Linked DNA regions of Homo sapiens: region 2 is linked to region 1. Evidence: chromatin loops called from intact Hi-C (ENCODE). Cell type or tissue: mammary epithelial cell. All regions are shown on one strand. Links, peaks and the distances in the headings refer to the core of each region. The heading gives the core; the rest is flanking DNA.

Region 1 (10,448 bases), core at 3,610-8,609:
GGACAGCGGAAGAGGTGTGAAGCCATCCTGTGATCGGGAAGCCACAGGGTGTCCAGACCCAGCGGGAGCCGAGGATTCAGGAGAATCTCCCCAGTCAGCTCCAGAGGTGCCCACAGTGTGAGCTCTAGTGTCTCCCAGGTAGGGGCCAAAGCGTCACCTGCCCGGCCCTGGGGGTGCAAGTGGAGTGGATTTTACTCCTGTCCAGAAAATGGAGTGAGACCCTGTCTCTAAATAAATACATACATTTAGACTCCTCTGTCTTTGCGTGTATATAAGCAAAGACAGAGGTGTTTTTATCAGGATTACAACATTTTTCATAAAAGGTTGGCACATCATTACAGCAAGTTGCTTATAGGCAATGTTTCTCTATGAGAAGGGCACATTTAACATTTTTTACAAAGGGTGTAATAGTCATGGTTTTTCTGTTATCTGATCTAAGCAAGGCAGGACAACAAAGGGGAACTTAATTGATAACAAGGGTCATTAATTAACAGGGCACCACTGGGTGGACACAGTGGCATCTGTAATTCCAACACTTGGGGAGGCCGAGGTGAGAGGATCGCTTGAGGTCAAGAGTTTGAGACCAGCCTGGGTAACATGGCAAAACTCTGTCTCTACCAAAAAATACAAAAATTAACTTGGCATGGTGGCACATACCTGCAGTCCCAGCTACTTGGGAGGGTGAGGTGGGAGGATAACTTGAACCCGGGAGGTGGAGGTTGTAGTCAGCTGAGATCATGCCACTGCACTCCAGCCTCTGGAACAGAGAGAGACTCAGTATCAAAAAAAAAAAAAAGTCTTGGTCAGATGCAGTGGCTCATCCCTGTAATCCCAACCCCTTTGGAGGCCAAAGCAGGAGGATCACTTGAGGCCAGGAGTTGGAAACCAGCTTGGCCAAAATAGCAAGACCCTGTCTCAAAACAAAAAACACTACCAAAAAAAAAAAAAAAAAAAAAAAAAAAATATATATATATATATATATATAAAATGAGGAAGCCTGGGTCTTGTTCTGTCACCCAGGCTGGAGTGCAGTGGCACAATCTCAGCTCACTGCAATCTCTGCTTCCCGGGGTTCAAGTGATTCTCCTGCCTCAGCCTTCCTAGTAGCTGGGATTGCAGGTGCCCGTGACCACGTCTGGCTGATTTTTGCATTTTTAGTAGAGATGGGGCTTCACCATATTGTCCAGGCTGGTCTTGAATTCCTGATCTCAAGTGACCCACCTCCCCCGGCCTCCCAAAGTGCTGGGATTACAGGCGTGAGCCACCGTGTCCGGCCCTTGATTGGTTTTTGCTTGCATTGTCCCTGGTGAAGCCATTGAAAAGCTTTACTGCTTTCTGCAGCAGAATGGGATCAGACCCAATGAGTGATGAAAGTTAAAATAAACAAAGTCAGAAGACTCTAAACCCAAGCGCTTGTGCCAGAGGCAGCCTCTGGGTGCCTGGCTGATACCACAGGAGGTTTCTAACAAAGAGATTGACAGCCTTTCCACATCTGATATCTGGTACCAGGCAGAGAGAGGCCCTTGCAGACCGTGGAGTCAACGCCTCACTGGGTATTTTGGATATTAAAGACAACATAGACTCCATCTGGGCATTCTGGTGGTCCCCCTGCACCAGATAACCAGAGACATAGCTGCTTTCCAGGGACCCCCAGTGGGGGTCCAGGGAGTACAATGCACTCCAGGCCCTACCTCAGGCAGTTACTCAGGCCCCTGTGTCCCGTAGAGCCCAGCTCCCCATTTGAATGACAAGTTTCAGTGCTAGGAGATGAGGAAGACTGGAATCTGACCAAAAGGAAAAGCCATCAGAGTCTGATGACCGCAAAGTTTCTGGACTTCTAGGCTCCCAGAAATGGCCACTCATCATGCACCTTTTCTGAAGGAGCTATTAACATGTTGTTGGGCTCTGGTGGAAACAGAGAGGCTGAGCCAACACACTGTGGTAATACTCTGACCAGAAATACCCATCTCTTCCTGAACTGATAGCAGCCTAGACCCGAGAGCGGTGTCTGCTGGACAGAGCAGCATCATTACATCGAAGGGAGACATCCAAGATAGAATAAAATAGAACAGTTACAATATATTGTAACAGTTACCACATAGTGCAGCTGTAAGTTTTGCAGTTTGAGGTAGGACACAAAGCTAGTGCAAATTTCTGTTTCTTCCTGCTCAATTTCAGGTACAGCAGATTCATTCTTACCATAGATCTTAGCAACCTCAGCCCATTTTTTTTTCTTTCCTTATTAAGTGGAGAATTTTCATCTTTTTACTGAAAGGAAGCACTTTACAGTTTCTGTTTGGCATATCTGAATTGCCAGCATCACTACTCTTGCAGTTTGGGGCCATTACAAAGTAAAATAAAGGTTTTATTTTACGATAAAGAAAGCCCTCTTGAGAAACTTTCACAAACACTGCAATAGCATGACAGTTGATCTGATAACTGAGACAGCTACTGGAGACTACTGAGCCGGTAGCATCTACAGTGTCAATATGCTGCACGAAGGATGACTCACCAGCGGGGCAGGACAGAGCGGGACGACACGGCATTTCACAATCAGTGTGACACGCAACTTTAAAATTTATGAACTGTTTTTTCTTTGTTTTGTGTTTTGTTTTTGTTCTTTTGAGACAGAGTCTTGCTCTGTCCCCCAGGCTGGAGTGCAGTGACACGATCTTGGCTCACTGCAACTTCCACCTCTCGGGTTCAAGTGATTCTCCTGCCTCAGCCTCCCAAGTAGCTGGGATCACAGACACATGCCACAGCACCCGGCTAATTTTTGTAATTTTTTAGTAGAGATAGGATTTCACCATGTTTTCCAGGCTGGTCTCGAACTCCTGACCTCAAGTGATCCACCCACCTTGGCCTCCCAAAGTACTGGGATTACAGGCATGAGCCACCATGCCTGGCCTCTGATATTTTCATTTAATATTTTCAGATCACAGTTGATCATGGGTAACTGAAACCTACGCCAAAGTGAAAGTGGAGATAAGAGGGAATTACTATACCACAATAATACTCAGCCACTAGAAAGGCTGGGATGACTCCATGCTTTGTTCTTCAAAAATACTTCAAATAATTCTATTTAAAAAGCAAAAGAGACCGGGTGCAGTGGCTCACACCTGTAATCCCAGAACTTTGGGAGGCCGAGGTGGGTGGATCACAAGATCAGGAGTTCGAGACTAGCCTGGTCAACATGGTGAAACCCCTGTCTCTACTAAAAATACAAAAGTTAGCCCGGCATGGTGGTGGGCACCTGTAGTCCCAGCTACTTGGGAGGCTGAGGCAGGAGAATTGCTTGAACCCAGGAGGTGGAGGTTGCAGTGAGCTGAGATCATGCCACTGCACTCCAGCCTGGGTGACAGAGCGAGACTCCATTTCAAAAAAAAAAAAAAGCAAAAGAATGAGGCATTTATGTAAAGTTATAACAAACAAAATATTTTCAGAAAAGCAATTCCACAATGTTTAATGTAATTTGAGCATCGAGCATTCTTCATAACTCTTTACAATTATTGATTCATCTTGTCTGGGTTTCATCATCATTTTACAAATGAGGAAACTGAAACACAGAGTGGCTTCATAACTCACCCACAGTCACAGTCAGTGGGGCAAGGTCAGGGTTTGACCTGGGAGCGCTAGCCACAGGGCACCTGCACCCCAGCCCCTGCTGCCCACTGTTGTGTCCCTGTGGGTGTGCTCTTCTAGGCACGTTTGGAACCCTGAGTTCTCACCAGAGAGGACAGTGAATCACTCCAAGGAGAAAGACAAGGGCTTAGAGTGGAAAAGGAGCTTTGGTTTTCACTTTATTGCTGTGCTGATGAAGTTTTAAAAGAACACCTCTCACATGTATAAAATAATGGAAAACAAGCTATGCCAAGAAGAAAAGTATGAATCAAAAATTCAATGATTACAAATAAAATAGTAAATAAGATTACAAAAGAAAATCAGATACTTTTAGTCAAACTATGTAAAAATCCCATATTTTACAAAAAGAGTAATCAAATGATGGGGGGAGAAGAGAGCTAATATTTAATGAAATTATGGTGGTCACTGTGAGACAAAGTAACAAACATGAGAAGCCGGTTTGCTCATTTCTGCTTCCCAGCATAATTTCACAAGGCCCCTGAGTCTGTGATGACCTGCGGCTCTCCAAAAACATGCTTTCTTTTGGAGAAAAAAAGGAGAGAGAAAAGGGCCCTCATGTCTCTTGCCCTCCCTGTTCCTTGCAGGTGGTGAGATTGAGAACTCAATCCAAAGTATGACATAAAGACACACCTCAGAGCTCAGAGCTTTCTTTCCCAGGATGCACCTATCCACTCTGGCAACGTTTACTTGTTCCCACCACCACCTAGTCCTGTCCACCTTCCTTCATCCTCATCCTCACTTCCTGATCTTCTCTTTAGCCCAGCTCAGGTTGAGGCCAAACTTGAATCTGACCCTCACCCCGCCCTGGGAGGGAAAATTCAGTGAGGAATAGCATTCCTTCCAGTGAGGCATACCCTGGAGTCTACATCGGCCTCCCAACCCCAAATCAGTCTCTTTTCTCCTCTCCCTCCCATTATGGCCCTGCGTCTTCCCTTTCTGGGCTGAGTTTTGTAGTATCTGTTTTCTGTGGGCTCTTGAAATTATACTAGAAGTATGATTTTTCCTTTATTAATTCTATATTTAATAACTTTTTTGTTAAATTTAGAAAGGAAGGTGAGATATCTCTAACATATCTAGAATGAAGTCTTTCTTGACATGCCTCAGAAAAACATACCTGCTTCTCCCCCACTTTGAGGTCCAGTCCATTGAGAAATGCTGGCATTGTGGGGATGGTGCATACTGAGGGGCCTGAGGGGAGATGGAGCTTGGACTGGAGGCTCAATCATTCCTGGTGTTCCTAGCACCACAGATGACTCAGCGGGACTCCCGAATAGTCAACCCTTCTTCTGAGGGCGAGGGCCAGAGTCTCAGGGATTGTCTTTTCTGAATTTTTCTTTTTGATGGTAAAAAGATCCAGGTCCGTGATTTTGCAGAATACCCTAAAGCCACATGCATTTTTGGTCTCTTCAAAGTCAACCCCCACCCCCCATGGGGGAAGGAATGATGCAAGGCTCTTTGCCCCACAGGAGAGGGTTGGGGGATTACCAGGGGGCGTGATAAATATCCTCAGCCTTGGCAAAGAGGGCTGGGAGGGTCTGTGGTAGGCTGCAGATACAGTCCTGATTATCTCTCCTTCCTCATTCACACACTTGCAAAATATGACTTTACGTCTATTAAGATTTGGTATCCATGTCCCCATTCCCTTGACTGTCTGCACCCTGTGGAATTTGTGGTCTATAGGACACTGTGGAGTGATCGATCATGTGCCAGTTTTGAGTTAAGACTTTGCTCAAGGACTCTGGTACTTCCACTTTCTCAGGAAATTAAAGCAATGTGAACACCCTCTGGCCAGCCTGTTGGAGGGTGAGAGACCACATGGAGGAGACAGAGCCCTGATGTCCCAGCTGAGGACATCCCAGAAAAGCCTATTTCCAGACAACTGAGGACAGGTGAATGAGTTCTTTGTAGATGAACCAGAATCCAGTCTATCTACCTGCTGAGCACAGACATGTGAGCAACCCCCCCATCAAGGTCAACTGAGCCTGGCCCAGATCAACAGAATCACGAGATGACCTATGGACTCAGGAGCAATCATGATGTGGTTGTTCCATGACACTGAATGTAGAGGTCGTTGATTCTGCAGCACCAGCAAACTGACACATAACACCGTGTTTAATATTGGGTTCTGGGCTTTGGGGTCCCTGCAGAGTTCCTGATTTCAGCCCCAAGGGCTCATTCACAAATTTATTACTCAGATTCTACCCTGTCAACCCAGGACGTGTTACTTACACATTTCCCAGTGTGGGCAGCAAGCCACCCAGGTGCCGAGGCAAGAGACCGAGGGCACAAGCTGTTCCAGTATAATAAAGAAAACATATAAAATAAGAATAGTTATACTAGATATAGATCGTAGATATGATTATATATGAATATTACTAATCATTAGTCTGTAGCAATTACTCTTTATTCCATTATAATAATAATCTTCTCTCTACAATTATAACTTAAGAGAAACCAGGCCATACAGAGATAGGAGCTGAACGGACACAGTGAGAAATGACCAGAAGACAAGAGTGTGAGCCTTCTATTATGCCCCGACAGGGCCACTAGAGGGCTCCTTAGTCTAGCGTTAATGCCAGTGCCCGGGAAGATGCCCGTTACCTAGCCGACTTTGGTCTAGCGGTAGCGTCAGTGCCCAGGAAAAGCACCCACTACTTAGCAGACTGGGAAAAGGAGTGTCCCTTTCCCCGGGGGAGTTAGAGAAGACTCTGCTCCACCACCTCTTGTGGAGGGCCTGACATCCGTCAGGCCTGCCCGCAGTTATCCAGAGGCCTGTCTCCCTGTGATGCTGTGCTTCAGAGCAGTCACGCTCCTGGTCCGCTTACATGTTCCATCCTGTACACCTGGCTCTGCCTTCTAGGTAGTAGCAGAATTAGTGAAAGTACTAAAAGTCTCTGAAATGCAAAAATAAAGGCATAAGCTGTCTCCTTTCTCTCCACCTCAGCTGCCAAACAGGGAAGGGCCGCCTGTCCAGTGGATACATGACCCACATGACCTTACCTATCATTGGAGATGGCTCACACTGCTCACCCTGCCCCCTTGTCTTGTATCCAATAAATAACAGCGCAGCCTGGCATTCGGGGCCACTACTGGTCACTGTGTCTTGGTGGTAGTGGTTCCCCGGGCCCAGCTGTTTTTTCTTTTATCTCTTGGTCTTGTGTCTTTATTTCTATGATCTCTCGTCTCCGCACATGGGGAGAAAAACCCACAGACCCTGTAGGGCTGGTCCCTACATCCCAGGACTCTCTATCCCACTGTGGAAGACTTCGCAGTTGCCTGCCATGCTCCCACAAAGAGCTGGCCACCTGCCCCAGGATGAATGGGGGCTCTGTCCGAGTTGCTAAAGGTGTGCCTCTGGCCATATGCTGGGAGGCAAATGAGCTGTCAGGCAAGGGTAGGAAATATGTGGGCATCAGAGGACAAACAAGGAGTGAGGTGCCTCCCACCAGCCATACATCTGAAGTGCTGTCAGATGGCCATAGGGGCCAGCTGGGTATGGGTCCCCAACAACCAGGAAGGACACTGAGCATCTGAAAACCATTGGTCATGGAACACAGAACCCACGGGGAACACTATGGGTTCACAAAGACCCAGGAGGTCTATTGTAAGCCTCAGTATAGAGAGAGGAACACACTGAGCTTCTGATCACCCATTATCAAGGCTGTGCTGCTTTATGTTGATAGTCCAAAATTATCCTGCATGGGAGTTGGTCCACACAAATTATAATCACAAAGGCAATATAGAGGAGAGTGGGGGGGGCGGTCACAGGAATGAGCGTCACGGTGGCTGGGGATGGACCTTTCACTTAGCTGATCATGTGCAAACAGCAAGATTCATGATGAACTGCTCCACCACAAAACAAATAAATGGGTGTCTACAGTACACACACTGGGCCCCCCACTAACCCTGACATGCACAAGATGCCCTGGGGTTACCTGCCTTTCTGGGGGCTGGACCAAGGACCGATCTGGAACAGGTAAAGATAGGGAGAAATAGGTATTGGGGGAGGGTGAAACTGGAACTTTTGGAGACTCTCATAAATTATTCAAGAAAGCATTAACCCCATTTATGCCTAGTGTTCCATTATTGGAATGCTAAGAATGTGGGAATTATTTATATCCTATTGCTCAAGGTCATCACCAAGGTCCGATTTTTCAAATTTAAAAACTGTAACCTCAGATACAAATGGGTTAATGCTCACCGTCTCTGATCAAGTAGCACACACCAGCAACACGATCTCAGGTATAAATGGGTTAATGCTCACCGTCTCTGATCAGGTAGCACACACCAGCAGCACAACCTCAGGTTTAAACGGGTTAATGCTCACCATCTCTGATCAGGTAGCACGTAGCACACACCAGCAGCACAACCTCAGGTTTAAACGGGTTAATGCTCACCATCTCTGATCAGGTAGCACCAGCAGCACAACCTCAGGTATAAATGGGTTAATGCTCACCGTCTCTGATCAGGTAGCACACACCAGCAGCACAACCTCAGGCTTAAACGGGTTAATGCTCACCATCTCTGATCAGGTAGCACACACCAGCAGCACAACCTCAGGTTTAAACGGGTTAATGCTCACCATCTCTGATCAGGTAGCACACACCAGCAGCACAACCTCAGGTTTAAACGGGTTAATGCTCACCATCTCTGATCAGGTAGCACACACCAGCAGCACAACCTCAGGTTTAAACGGGTTAATGCTTACCGTCTCTGATCAGGTAGCACACACCAGCAGCACAATCTCAGGTTTAAATGGGTTAATGCTCACCGTCTCTGATCAGGTAGCACACACCAGCAGCACAACCTCAGGTTTAAACGGGTTAATGCTCACCGTCTCTGATCAGGTAGCACACACCAGCAGCACAACCTCAGGTATAAATGGGTAAATGCTCACCATCTCTGATCAGGTAGCACACACCAGCAGCACAACCTCAGGTTTAAACGGGTTAATGCTCACCATCTCTGATCAGGTAGCACACACCAGCAGCACAACCTCAGGTTTAAACGGGTTAATGCTCACCATCTCTGATCAGGTAGCACATACCAGCAGCATCGACTGGGTCCAACCACCAGCAGGTCTGACATCTTTCAAGTGCTAAAGAAAAGCCAGGTCTGGTCTCCCTATAAGCAAGTGCTCATCCTTAGGAAACCCCCCTTTCTAATGTCTCCCCACTGTGAAATACTTTACACTATCTACCAGGTTCCTCCTGTTTTATAATCGTGTGATCTGAGAGCAAAGCTTAAATAAACTTAGGTTATTTTTTTCTTTCACACTGAAGAGCAGGCTCGTTAAGAGAGCAGGCATCTTGTCTTTCCTGTTAGCCAGGGACTCCCTGTGCCCCTAAACAATGCCTGACACGTAGCAGCGGACTTCAGTGTTTTTCAATTGTACACTTTAGGGAAGGGTAGAAAAGAGACGCCTAATTTGCTAATTAACACCCCATATCTGTCCCTGCAGCCATCAAATCTATGCTGTGCTGAAAAGCCTTCCTTCTTGTAATATCTTCTGGAAGGCCAGACTATCAACTGGATAGAGGTTTCCTGGGGAAGGAGGACAAGTGACTAGGAGAAACGGGATGTGATGTTCATTTTATCAGCTGGGCTTTGATAAACTTGTGGACAGTGAATCTGATAAGCAGCCTCCATGTGGGACCATATCCAGGCCATAGCACTCTTTCCCTGCAGGAACAAGGTCAAGGAATTTATTCCACAATAGCATGGGGTCAACACCGATAAGAGCCTGCCACCGCTGCCAGGGTCCTGGAACGCTTCTGTGGACACCGCAGCTGGGTAATATCCCATCCAAAATTCTCCGGAGCGCCAGAGAAAACCCTCTAAAAGTGACTGCCAGGTGGCGCCCGACAAGTGGCATGGACGGCACCAGGTCTGATCTGGGTCTTCAGGTCGGCGGGGGTGCCCTGCCTGCGGCCTGATCCACGGCCGTTTCCTGGTGCCCCTTGGACGGAGTTTCTTCACCCAGGGCTGCCGGCACGCAATCAGCCCGGCCCCAGTAGGGAGTCTTGGGGAAATTTGGGGCGAGCCTCCTGTGATCACTGGGCCCTGCCAAGCAAAGGACACACTCACCTCGAGACTTCCTGGCTGGAACAGGAGGTTCCCGAGACCTGGAGAACGATTAGGAAATTTTCCTAGAGTCTCATAAAGACTACCCAGCACCAGATGGGACGGAGGCCGGGCCGATGACGCCCACCATAGCCCTCTCAGGCCATCACTGATCTGTCCCTTCCTTCAGAGGGAGTCTTAAAAATTTCCCGGGGCTCATAGGACTGCCTGCCTGGCATGTACATGACCTTGGGAGGCCGGGGTGCGAGGTGTGTGTAGGGGACCCTCTGTCGACAACTTCAGTAAATCAAACCCATTTCATGGATAAACTTTAGTCAAGGTTATAACAACAATAAACATCAGTAATAATAACAACAATAATAATAAAACGACCTCAATGATCCAAGCTCACTGTATAGACTGGGTGTATTAACCAGGTCCGGTATTTTCAAAGCTCTAGGAATAAACAGGCTTCTCTTCAGAAGAAATTAAGGACCAGGTCTCCTCACATCCAACTTTTAGAAAGAGAGGTGCCCAGTATTGGCTCTGACCACGCTGTGTGACTGCTAGACTCCCACACCACTCTAGAGCCCCCACCTTTATCCAGTAGAGGGAAGAGCCCAGGTTCCTTGACTTGGCAGCTGCTATCTGGATTTTCTAAGGGAGCAGGAGTGAAGGCGGGTGCCTAAATCTCCCCATCATTGCCTCCTCCCCATGTCTCTGATTCTGAGCACCCACAGTGG
Region 2 (10,448 bases), core at 1,888-6,887, 74 kb after region 1:
GCCATTCATGGATGGCAGAGCCAAAAGAGCACTGACTGTAACACTCCCTCTGAGGCTTCATGAGTTGTGGGCATCCCCCAGATGCTGCTGCAGGGCCAGTACACAGTTGTGCTCCTGCCAGTGCCCAAAACACACCTACCCGGGCTCCTGCATCCCCTTGCCGGCAAGCTGCACCCCCACCCCACCCCACCCACTGGTGAGCAATTGAGCACTACAGGCTGAGCGAGTGAGGCACCTCTGTCACAAGTCTTGTGAAGGGGTTAGGGAAATTATCCCAATTGACCTGCAGTAGAGTGGTCTTTGCATGACTTCTTTGGCAGTATTCAGGGTCAGTGGTATCTGTGATTTCCTCAGTGGCTTAAGCTACAGCTATTAGTTGAGGTTGTAGTAAAGTTTAACTGGGAACTTGGACGTCAACTAAGCCAGTCTTTGGCCCCAGTAGTAGCAGCAGTGGGATGAGAATGACTGTTTTTAGGCCCCAGAGCAGCATACCCTGGCTCCAGTCAGTAGGTTCTAGGGGCTGATTCTTGGGCCTCCAGATGTCTGGCTTAGAAGCTTGCAGTGGGAACGATGATCCCTGTGTGTGGGCAGGTTCTCAGACCTCTGGGCAGCTGGTGTGGCATGGGAGATAGCAGTAGCAGTGGTAGAACAGCTCACTGGGACCCAAGCCCTCCATGTTGGTGTTACAAGAAGATGCGATCAGTTGGCAGGCTTGTCCCCAGTCCCACAGTCACTTGTAGTACTGCAGTGGTCACTGTCCTAAGTGTGGTGTACCCTGGAGAGCTTGGACTACCCTGTTTGGTAAGAGAGCTTAGTCTACCCTGTTCCTCTCCCAGCAGGGTGTGGAACTCATCACCTCAAACTCACCTGGAGGGCGGGGCACAGCCAAGTGTTAAACTCTCAAAATGGTGCCAGCTGTGGGCTTGTGACCAGACAAAACAGAGATCCCTCCCAGAAAAGCATCATCCCATAGCAGGGTGTTGAGTATTATCTTGAGTATGTATAAGGGAGTCTGGACTCCCTGTCCCTCCTAAACCGGGCCACAGCTGCAGCCATGTCAACTCAAACTGAGGCCAAGGGCAGGGCACAGCCTGAACTTAAACTATGGAAACTGCACCTTGGGCCTGCAACCAGAGAGGCTGAGGTCCCTCGCAGGCAAGCAGCATGGGCAAGAAGCTATGGGGAATGCAGTCTGCTCACGTGTAAGTCTCAACTTCAGCCTTCAGCAGGGAGGCAGTAACTCTCCCAGGGGTGCATGGGAGTGCCTGGTCTCCCCTCTGCCTCCTTGCAGCAGTAAAGTGGCAGCAGCTGTCTGTAGATACCTGATGTCTGGGCTCTCAAAATGGTGCCCATCTGAGGCTGCCCAGGGTTCAGATGCCTGTGGGAGTGTGTGGGGGTTCCCTTTCTGGAGCAACATCTTTGGGCAGCTTCATATGTCAGGCCGGAGGCCCTAATGAGTCCGGGGTTTCTCCCACAGCCAAGATTATAAAAGCCTGTCTAGGAGTGTGGAGCCCAGGGGCTTTCTCTCTTACTGCTTCCCCACACATTCCAGGAGCCTCTCCCAGCTCAGTCAATCCCAGGTGGGCAAGCTGCCTCAAACCCTTTTCTTACTTCTGGTGCTTCCCATCTCTTCTCTGGTGAACCTCAGCATTCTCTCCTAGACCATTTGTTTGAAATGTGAGTATCTACTTGCTATTCTGGTTTTCTCTGTGGGGGAGACAAACATACCTGCATCTATTCAGCCGTTATGATTCATCTCCAAAGTCTATTCCAATTTATAGAAGTTTGAAAGGCTGCCTCTAGACTATCGGTGGTTTAATGTTAAAGACATTTATGAACACTAAACTTCTCTTTAAAATTTTTTATTGTTTTAATTGCCTCCTGTTTACCTTGTTTATAAGAAAAGGATGCCCACCCTAGGGCTGTGGGGATGGCAAAACACAGGACGTTAATTCTGGGTGGATAAAATCAACAGTAGATTATTAGCCCCACGTATGCTCACAGCCTGAGGGAGGACACTGCATGCTAAGTATGGCCACAAAGGTTGCATTTAGGAGCACCTAACAAGCAGGGGCTAAGGAAGGCAGGCTCTGTAGTGTCAAGAGAGTGAGGTGGTCCCTGGTTCCTGCAGGAAGAAGTGCTATCTCCATTCTGGGGCCTGTAGTCCCAAGCAAGATTCATTTTAAAAATGAACAGATGGTAGTCCGGGCGCGGTGGCTCACACCTGTAATCCCACCACTTTGGGAGGCTAAGGTGGGTGGATCACGAGGTCAAGAGATCGAGGCCATCCTGGCCAACATGGTGAAACCCCGTCTCTACTAAAAATACAAAAAAATTAGCCAGGCTTGATGGCACATGCATGTAGTCCCAGCTACTTGAGAGGCTGACGTGGGAGGATCCCTTGGGCCCAGGAGTTTGAGGCTGCAGTGAGCTATGATTATACCACTGCACTTTAGCCTGGGTGACAGCACAAATTCTGTCTCTAAAAAAATCAAGCAAGCAAGCAAACAAACAAACAAAAAACAACAAAAAAGAAGGGACTGGAAACCACCAATTCAATCAGAAAAAAAAATTGACTTTTAAGAGAATTCTTCTTGGCCTGGTGCAATGACTCACACCTGTAATCCTAGCACTTTGAGAGGCAGAAGTAAAATGATCACTTGAGGCCAGGAGTTCAAGACCAGCCTGGGCAACATAGTGACACCTCATACCTACAAAATATCTACAAAATATAAAAATTTAAAAAGAGAGAAATCTTCCTAACTGCAGCCTCAATTAACCTTTATTCTCTAGGTATACTGAAAAACTTACTGAATAGGCTTAGCTCAATTAAAGCTTAAAATTATTTTAAAAATAAATAATAAAGTACCTTACATAATGAGAAAAAAATAGTCAAAATAAAGCTCAAGATTTTAAGGCTTCATTTTAGAATCAAATCCTTGCCTACTTTTACTCCAATCAATTAAGTTTATGCCAAACCAGTATATAAAATTTTTACTAGTTATTATAATTGCCTAATTTAATATAAGATAAACAAGTTAATTAATTTAACTTGTGTAAGTTGTACAATATAAATAATTTAATATAAGTTAAATTCGAGTGTGAAAAGATTTACTGGCTCTATTAAAACTAAAAATAATAAGCAAGGTAATGGGTATGTTAATTAGCTTGATTTAATCTTTCCACAAAGGTACCACTGTAGGTTGGTATGACTTTCCCAGAACTCCGTTACATGAATTAGAACATCACATTGTATCAAATAAATGCACACAATTATAACTTGTCCATTAAAAAAATACTAATTGGCCCGCTTCAGTAGCAAGCACATGTAATCCCCACAACCCAGGAGGCTGAGGTAGGAGGATTCCTTGGGGCCAGAATTTCGAGACTAGCCTGTGCAACAGAGTGAAACCTCATCTGTAAAAATTTAAAAATTGTTCTAATTAGAATAATACTAATCAAAAATTGCTTTAACTAAAGCAAATGCTTTGGAAAGATTCAATATATCTGAATCAGCAAAGAGACATTGTTCTTATTTGCTAGAGGCAAAGCAATGTATTTTTTTAATTACTAAAATCTAGGATTTCCCAGTCAGACTATTAGGTAAATGTCCTTAAACTCACAGCATTTTTACAGAAAACCACAAGTAGATATTGCCAGCAATGCATTATCAACGGTGTTGCTGCCAGAAAGACAACGAGAGCTCTTTTCTGTAAGCTCACACTCACAGAGAAAATTATTTGGTATGTCTTAAAAGACTGGGAAATGAGGAGATATACCTAATGTAAATTACGAGTTAATGGGTGCAGCACACCAACATGGCACATGTATACATATGTAACAAACCTGCATGTTGTGCACATGTACCCTAGAACTTAAAGTATAATAATAAAAAAAAAGATTGGGAAATGAACAATCCAAAAATAGAATTAACAGTCCCACTTATAACATCAACAAAAGGAAAAATGGACCCATCATCAGTCACCAAGACCTGAGAACAGAGAGTGGCAGCCCCTTCACACAGGCGGCAGAGCAAGGAAGCTGTCAGCCGGCGAGCCTCCTGGAGTATACCTGAGATGGGCAGAACTGGGGACATCAGTTCTCTACAGCAGCCCTGCAATGAGGGGCTGGAGTGGTATAGAAAAAATTCCAACGCTTTTTGCTGGTAAGTGGCTCTACTCATTCATTTATCCCTGTCGCTGGTTCCCTTCTTGAAGCTTGAAAATAATCTGAACTTTCCATGTCAAGAGCAGCTGGCCTCCTCCCATACATTAATTTTCTGTATTGGCTAGGTATTGGCTGCAAACACAAGATTAAATTACACAGAGAGTCGGGTAGTGAAACTGCTCCCACTCAGGCTGAGTCACCAGATTCACCCTGAGGTGAATCTGAATCAGGCTGAGGTTTCTGGGGTTGGCTGTTAGCTTGGGTCTGCATAGCTACCTCTCAGAGAACACACTGGCCACAGCTCCCAAGCTGTAGCTGTTTCTGCCTCCCCTGACCCAGAACTGCTACTTCCCTCAACATTTCCAGTGATTCGCTGCATTTCATTTTGTCTTGTGTTTTCTACTGACGCCGCCTTATTTTTGTTTTATGTGCCTTACCTGATATTTTGGGGGTTATTCACATTTTTAAAATGTATTTTCATTTTCCCTGTAAGAGAGAGCCTGTGTTTCTGGCTTGCAAACCAGGCTGGAGATGGCACCTTCCCCAGAGCTCAGGAATTCTGGGTGAGGATTGAGTGTGGGGAATGTCATGAGATTTAGCCTGCTCCTGTAGGCAAAAGGACCTTTTGAAACACACAAGTGGGGATAGTTAGGTATTTCATACACATAACATAGTTGTGATACGAAAACCAGAGAAAGATAATCACCAAATATTCTAGGACACTGGTCCTCAATATTAGCATGCACAAGAGTCACTAGGGCTATGGATGAACATAGGTGTGATACAAATGCCAGAGAAAGATAATCACCAAATATTCTAGGACACTGGTCCTCAATATTAGTATGCATGAGAGCCACTAGGGCTATGGATGAAAATGCAAATTTCTGGGCCTTACTCCCAGAGATTCTGATTCTGTAAACCTGTGGGGAGTCCAGGAAACTGCATTTTCAAAAAGCACCTGTATTAGTCAATTTTCACACTGCTATGAAGAGCTGCCTGAGACTGGGTAATTTATAAAGAAAAGTGGTTTAATTGGCTCACAGTTCCGCTTGGCTGGGAAGGTCTCTGGAAATTTAAAATCATGGCAGAAGGCAAAGGGGAACCAAGGCGTATCTTACATGGTGGCAGGAGAGAGAGAAGGAGAAAGTGCCACACTTTTTAACCATCAGATCTCAGGAGAACTCACTCACTATCACGAGAAAAGAATGAGGGAAACTGCCCCCATGATCCAATCACCTCCCACCATGTCCCTCCCTAACATGTGGGGTAATTCAAGGTAAGATTTGGGTGGGGACACAGAGCCAAACCATATCAGCACCCATGACTTTAATAAATGGAGTTCGCCAATAACTTCTGTGAAAACAAAGACTAACCAAATAAGAAAGTAAAGGCTATCTATTCTACAACAAAGAAGTCAGCCACCATCACTTCCATTTTGGGAGAGACTCAAAGACCAGCAGAGGAGTAGGAAAGCTTTATAGTGGAAAAGGTATCACCCTTTTTTTCGCATGTTCCCTGATTGGAGGCTGTTGGCATGGGGAAGCTGAGGATAGCTAACTAGATGCACAGCATCCTATGGGATTGGTTTAGGGTACGTATTTGGCTTTCCTACGTTGCTCCTAAGTTAGAAACAGGAACAAAAATTTGGGAAGTTGTCAGTTATTAATAAAGTCCTGGCCATTTGGAGCTGACTGTTACTGGAGTTACTGTTTAGTTTCCTGGATTGTTACCAGAGAAAGTCTGACTTCCTACAAGTGTGACTTACAGCAAGTGGCTTCCTGGGCTGTTTATTGTAGAAAAGTGGGTTGATTTCCTAGGCAGGCTGCTGTAGGTTATGGGTCAGAGTTCTGTTTTTATATGTGGTCTGGCCATTGTCTGTATATTTTGTCTCTCATCTCTAAGAAATACAGCCATAAACCAAGCTCTTTTTGTAACACAGAGCAGAACTTCAATACAGGGGACTGCTTTCTTCATTATTGCTGTCATCTATTTATTGCTGTTTTTTGACAGTGATGATCTCAAGGCTAAAACGGCTGAACACCCCATTTAATTAGGGTAGTTCAGGGCTCTAACTTACATGCTTTACACAACCATTGCCTTCTTAGACATGGCAGATAACAAGCATGGAATATTATTGCTAGTCTTGGCTTTGTGGTGTAAAGCTGGTTTTCATACAGCTCCCAGAAAGCTCTCTATAGACATCAGTGGAGCCAAAAGTCTTCAAGCTTTATCCCATCTTATTTCCTGCTTCTCTTGTGCCCATGGGTCATTGTCTTTCCTGTGACAACTGAGGTTAAAGATAAATCTTGGATTTCTCCCTTTATGGCTTCCACAATGCTTATCTTCTTTGTCGTAATCCTGGATATCTACGTGGATTCCATTTGTTCAGTCAAAATGGAAGTTTCCAAATGTCCCCATGATTGATCCTTTCCTGTTTTTATTAGTGCTTTGGAAATTTCTGAATACATCCAACAACAGTCTGACTTCAGGCTATGAACAAAATGGCATACCAGGAAAGTGCAGAACACATCCTGTCTGGAGGAGTGATAGTGAGTACTAGGTCTTCATTTTGTCTACCAACGTCTTTTCATCTCCCTCTAAGAGAGGACGGAACGCTTTTTGCCTCTGTAGAATCATTCTATGATGTGTTGACCAGCAGTCTGGGTCTCATCTCAGATGTATTTCACACACTCTATGACAGATGTGTTTTAGTCATGATATTTATTGCTGCCCTGATGAAAAGATGGAATGCAATGGGATTTTTCTCCTATGGGTGCACCCAAATAGAAATTCTCTCTCAATTTATTAATAGACTTTTTCTTTTCTCCAAGAAAATTCCATTTGTATTTCAATTGGTATTAAAACAAACTTACAAGTGTTTTGAAGGAATTGACCTCTTTCCTAACATGCACCTTTCCACTCTGAGCAGCAGCTCTAATGTACTGTATTTCCTTGACACCATTACCAAGTATGAGCCACATCATCAATTTGATAGCAGATTTGTAAAAACCAAACCAAAACATTACATTACATCCAGAATGTGATGATTCTTCCAAATCACTTTCAGCCACTGGCAGCCATCACAGCGACAAGCTGTCTACTCCCACTCCTCCTCTGCAGGCTTAAGCTATTAGAAAATCTATTCTCTAACATATTTGAAAGTTCTAAGGTCAAACAAGTTTTAGGGCTGTTTGATTCAGCCACTCATCCATGTCCTCAAGGTCCCAGCTTGTGTTCATCTATGCTTTGTGGTCCTGACTGTACTGGTTTCGCCTCCAGGCTCCTGGCACATGGATGGAACAGTTCTGGTATCACATCCAAACACAGCAATGTCCAGAGATCCAAAGAGATTCTCAGTCTTTTTCTTAGGAAGGAGGGACCTTCCTAGAAGCCCCACAGCTTTTTTCCTTTCTCATTGGAAAAACAGGGTCACTAGTCCACTCTGAAACCAATTTCTGACATGGGGTGGGGGCCACTATAATTATTTAAGGCCAAACAGAATGTACCCTCAGGTGGTGGTGGTGGTTTTTGTCATAATTGCAGATCTTGGACCTCCAAAATAAATGTGAAGCACAACAAAGAATACTTGCCTATTAGTTAAATTGCCTAATTTAAACTCTCAGTTTTGTTGAATTACTATTATTGGAAATTAAACTGCCTTTTGAAAGTTAGCTGGGAGCTTCTGACACACAGATGTTCGGCATCTCAGGGATAATTCTTCATAAAAGGAATAAACTGGTCACTCCAATTTCTCCTAGCTTTGAAAGTCGTAGAGTCTATTCTGCAGGACTATTTAATGAAGCAGTTTTGAATGCAACAGGAAAAGTTCCATGTAACAAAGCTTTCTGTTTCACCATTTCATCATAATGTAATCTTTTTTATTTGTACAGACTCGGGGTGTACATTTACAGGTTGTTACATGGATATACTTCATAATGGTGAGGTTTGGGTTTCTATTAATAGATTTTTCTAATGGCAAAACTTGTTTTTGTGTTAGTCAGTGGTTCAATTGATCCTCTAGGACTAGATACACATATTAACACCAGTCTCAGCTACGGGGCTGGTAGTAAACCTGATTGGTATCTATGCCCATAACAATACCTATTGAGCTACTCAATGAAGATGTGACTCATCTAATCATAGCCATTAGTATCATATACGTGGACACCATGACTGTGAAACAGTTACAGCCATTAATGAGGCATGAGTGCTAGAAGAAAGATGTATTTCCATATGTTTTGGCAGACACACTTGGCAATGTGGGTGTGATCATATCCATTATGCTCACAGAGCGGTGTGGGTGGCTTATTGCTTAACTCTTCTATTCTCTTTTTATTGCCATATGAATACCTCTCAGTGTTGTCCCATTAATTAAAGATGCCTGTCAGTTTATCAGGTCATCCTTTTGAGACTACCACCAGAATATCCAACAGATATACATACTTATTTTAAAAACTGAGGCTTCATATTACACTGAGACCTTCACTTTTTGATATCATTCTGCCACTATTGGGACAGGACCAACTGATATAGAGGTGACATCCAATGTGCTGGAACAAAGAATGGTACTGCAAGTTGTAGGAGTAAAGATGCTAGATTAAACAATTTAACAATTCAAGTGGAAAAAGGGTTACTTTCAACATATGTCTGATCTAAGAACTGGATTTTATAATGTTCTGGCTATAACAAAACAAACGAAGAGTATAAAGTACTGCAAAAGACGGTACTTACATCATGTAAGATAACTCAACAACTACCCTGGGGTATGAGCAATAAAGAATAAATGACTCAGTATTTATGTTGCTAGAAGTAAAAAAAATTGTACATAATTATAAAGAAACATGTCACCATATTTTAAAAAAATAACAAAGCTCCTCATTATTAAATCAAGGAATATTTCTTACAGGAAATTTAAATACAGAATGAAACATTAATTGTATAAGTAAAATAACTTATTTAAATTACATATAGAAACAGAATTTTAAAATATAAGATCATGATGTATCGTATCATCTTGGAAAACAGACAAATAGTAATGAGTTCTAATGAAGACAAAAATCACTTCTGGGTGTTTACTTCTTGTCAGAAGGTATCTCCACTATAAACTGTATTGCATGCTTAAAACAAACACCTACAGTAAACATTGAACAACTTTTTGCATAGCCAAAGGATAAAATAGCAAAAAAGTTGTATTTTTATGGATTCTCTGTGTATAAAACTGGTTCCTAATTATAACAAGTCCATTAAGTAAACTCTACATTGCCACTTTAATTGTATACTAAATTATTTGGAAAAATTGCTGCCACTGATATGAAACAAGCAATGAGAATATGAAAGTATAATATTAGTTTTTGATGTATCATAAAACCAACACTGGAGAGCCACAGGGGACAAGGGGAGCCCCCATCCTCAGCCAAAAAAGGCAGTGAGTGATTGTGTTGTTGCAGGAATCAGGAGGACCAGAGAGACCTGAGGGTGAAATACAGGAGCATCTTTATTGAGTACACTCAGACCCAGCAGACTTAACATCCAAAAACTGCGCCCTGAACAAAGACAGGGTCTTGCTTATACACCTTCTTCTGAGTGGCATGAAAAGTGAATGTACAGAAGCAGAACAAAGGCAGTTTATCAAACAGTGACAGGTTCATAACTCAGGTTTACGTGTGTCTCTTGCTATGTGGCCCCGATGGCTGTTATCTAGCTTATGCTCAAAGGAATCTTGTCCAAACTTATGTCCTTTGCTGTGGTGCCTGGAGGGCTACAATCTAGGCTTACTCGAACATGTCTTGTGACCTTTGTTATGCAGCTCAGACGAAAAACAGAAACTTACAGTTATTAGTGTCAGGCCTCTGAGTCCAAGCTAAGCCATCATATCCCCTGTGACCCGCATGTATACATCCAGATGGCCTGAAGCAACTAAAGATCCACAAAAGAAGTGAAAATAGCCAGTTCCTGCCTTAACTGATGACATTCCACCATTGTGATTTGTTCCTGCCCCACCCTAACTGATCAATTGACTTTCTGACAATACACCCTCCCCACCCTTGTGATAACTACTTTGTGATATTCCCCCACCCTTGTGAATGTACTTTGTATGATACACCCTCCCCACCCTTGAGAAGGTAATTTGTAATATCCTCCCCTACCCTTAACAAGGTACTTTGTAATATTCTCCCCCACCCTTAAGAAGGTACTTTGGGCCGGGCGCGGTGTCTCACGCCTGTAATCCCAGCACTTTGGGAGGCCGAGGTGGGTGGATCACGAGGTCAGGAGATTGAGAC

Evidence for each region. Peaks named below come from ENCODE experiments on the same cell type or tissue, not always from the same donor. Only the 100,000 strongest peaks of a DNase experiment are listed, where the experiment ranks them.
Region 2: it touches region 1 in a loop (3.0-fold over the local background); 4 of 110 quality-filtered maps call a loop at or near these places.

Annotation. Positions count from the first base shown.
Region 1 is chr19:46,185,368-46,195,815 of GRCh38, reverse strand. IGFL2-AS1 (IGFL2 antisense RNA 1) reads left to right here. Exons shown (of 3, transcript NR_135234.1): 3 at 5,402-6,787. It also overlaps a transcript of IGFL2 not described here. Among named protein-coding and RNA genes, the nearest start is that of IGFL2-AS1, 12 kb to the left of the region's middle. RefSeq lists an enhancer at 5,490-5,784. In mammary epithelial cell, for the core only: a CTCF peak has its summit at 6,187 (motif pointing right); a DNase peak (open chromatin) is centred at 6,205.
Region 2 is chr19:46,109,533-46,119,980 of GRCh38, reverse strand. It overlaps a transcript of IGFL2 not described here and the pseudogene LOC100533846. Among named protein-coding and RNA genes, the nearest start is that of IGFL3, 9.9 kb to the left of the region's middle. In mammary epithelial cell, for the core only: no CTCF peak of the experiment used is centred there; a DNase peak (open chromatin) is centred at 4,380; H3K4me3 peaks cover 269 bases; H3K27ac peaks cover 2,484 bases.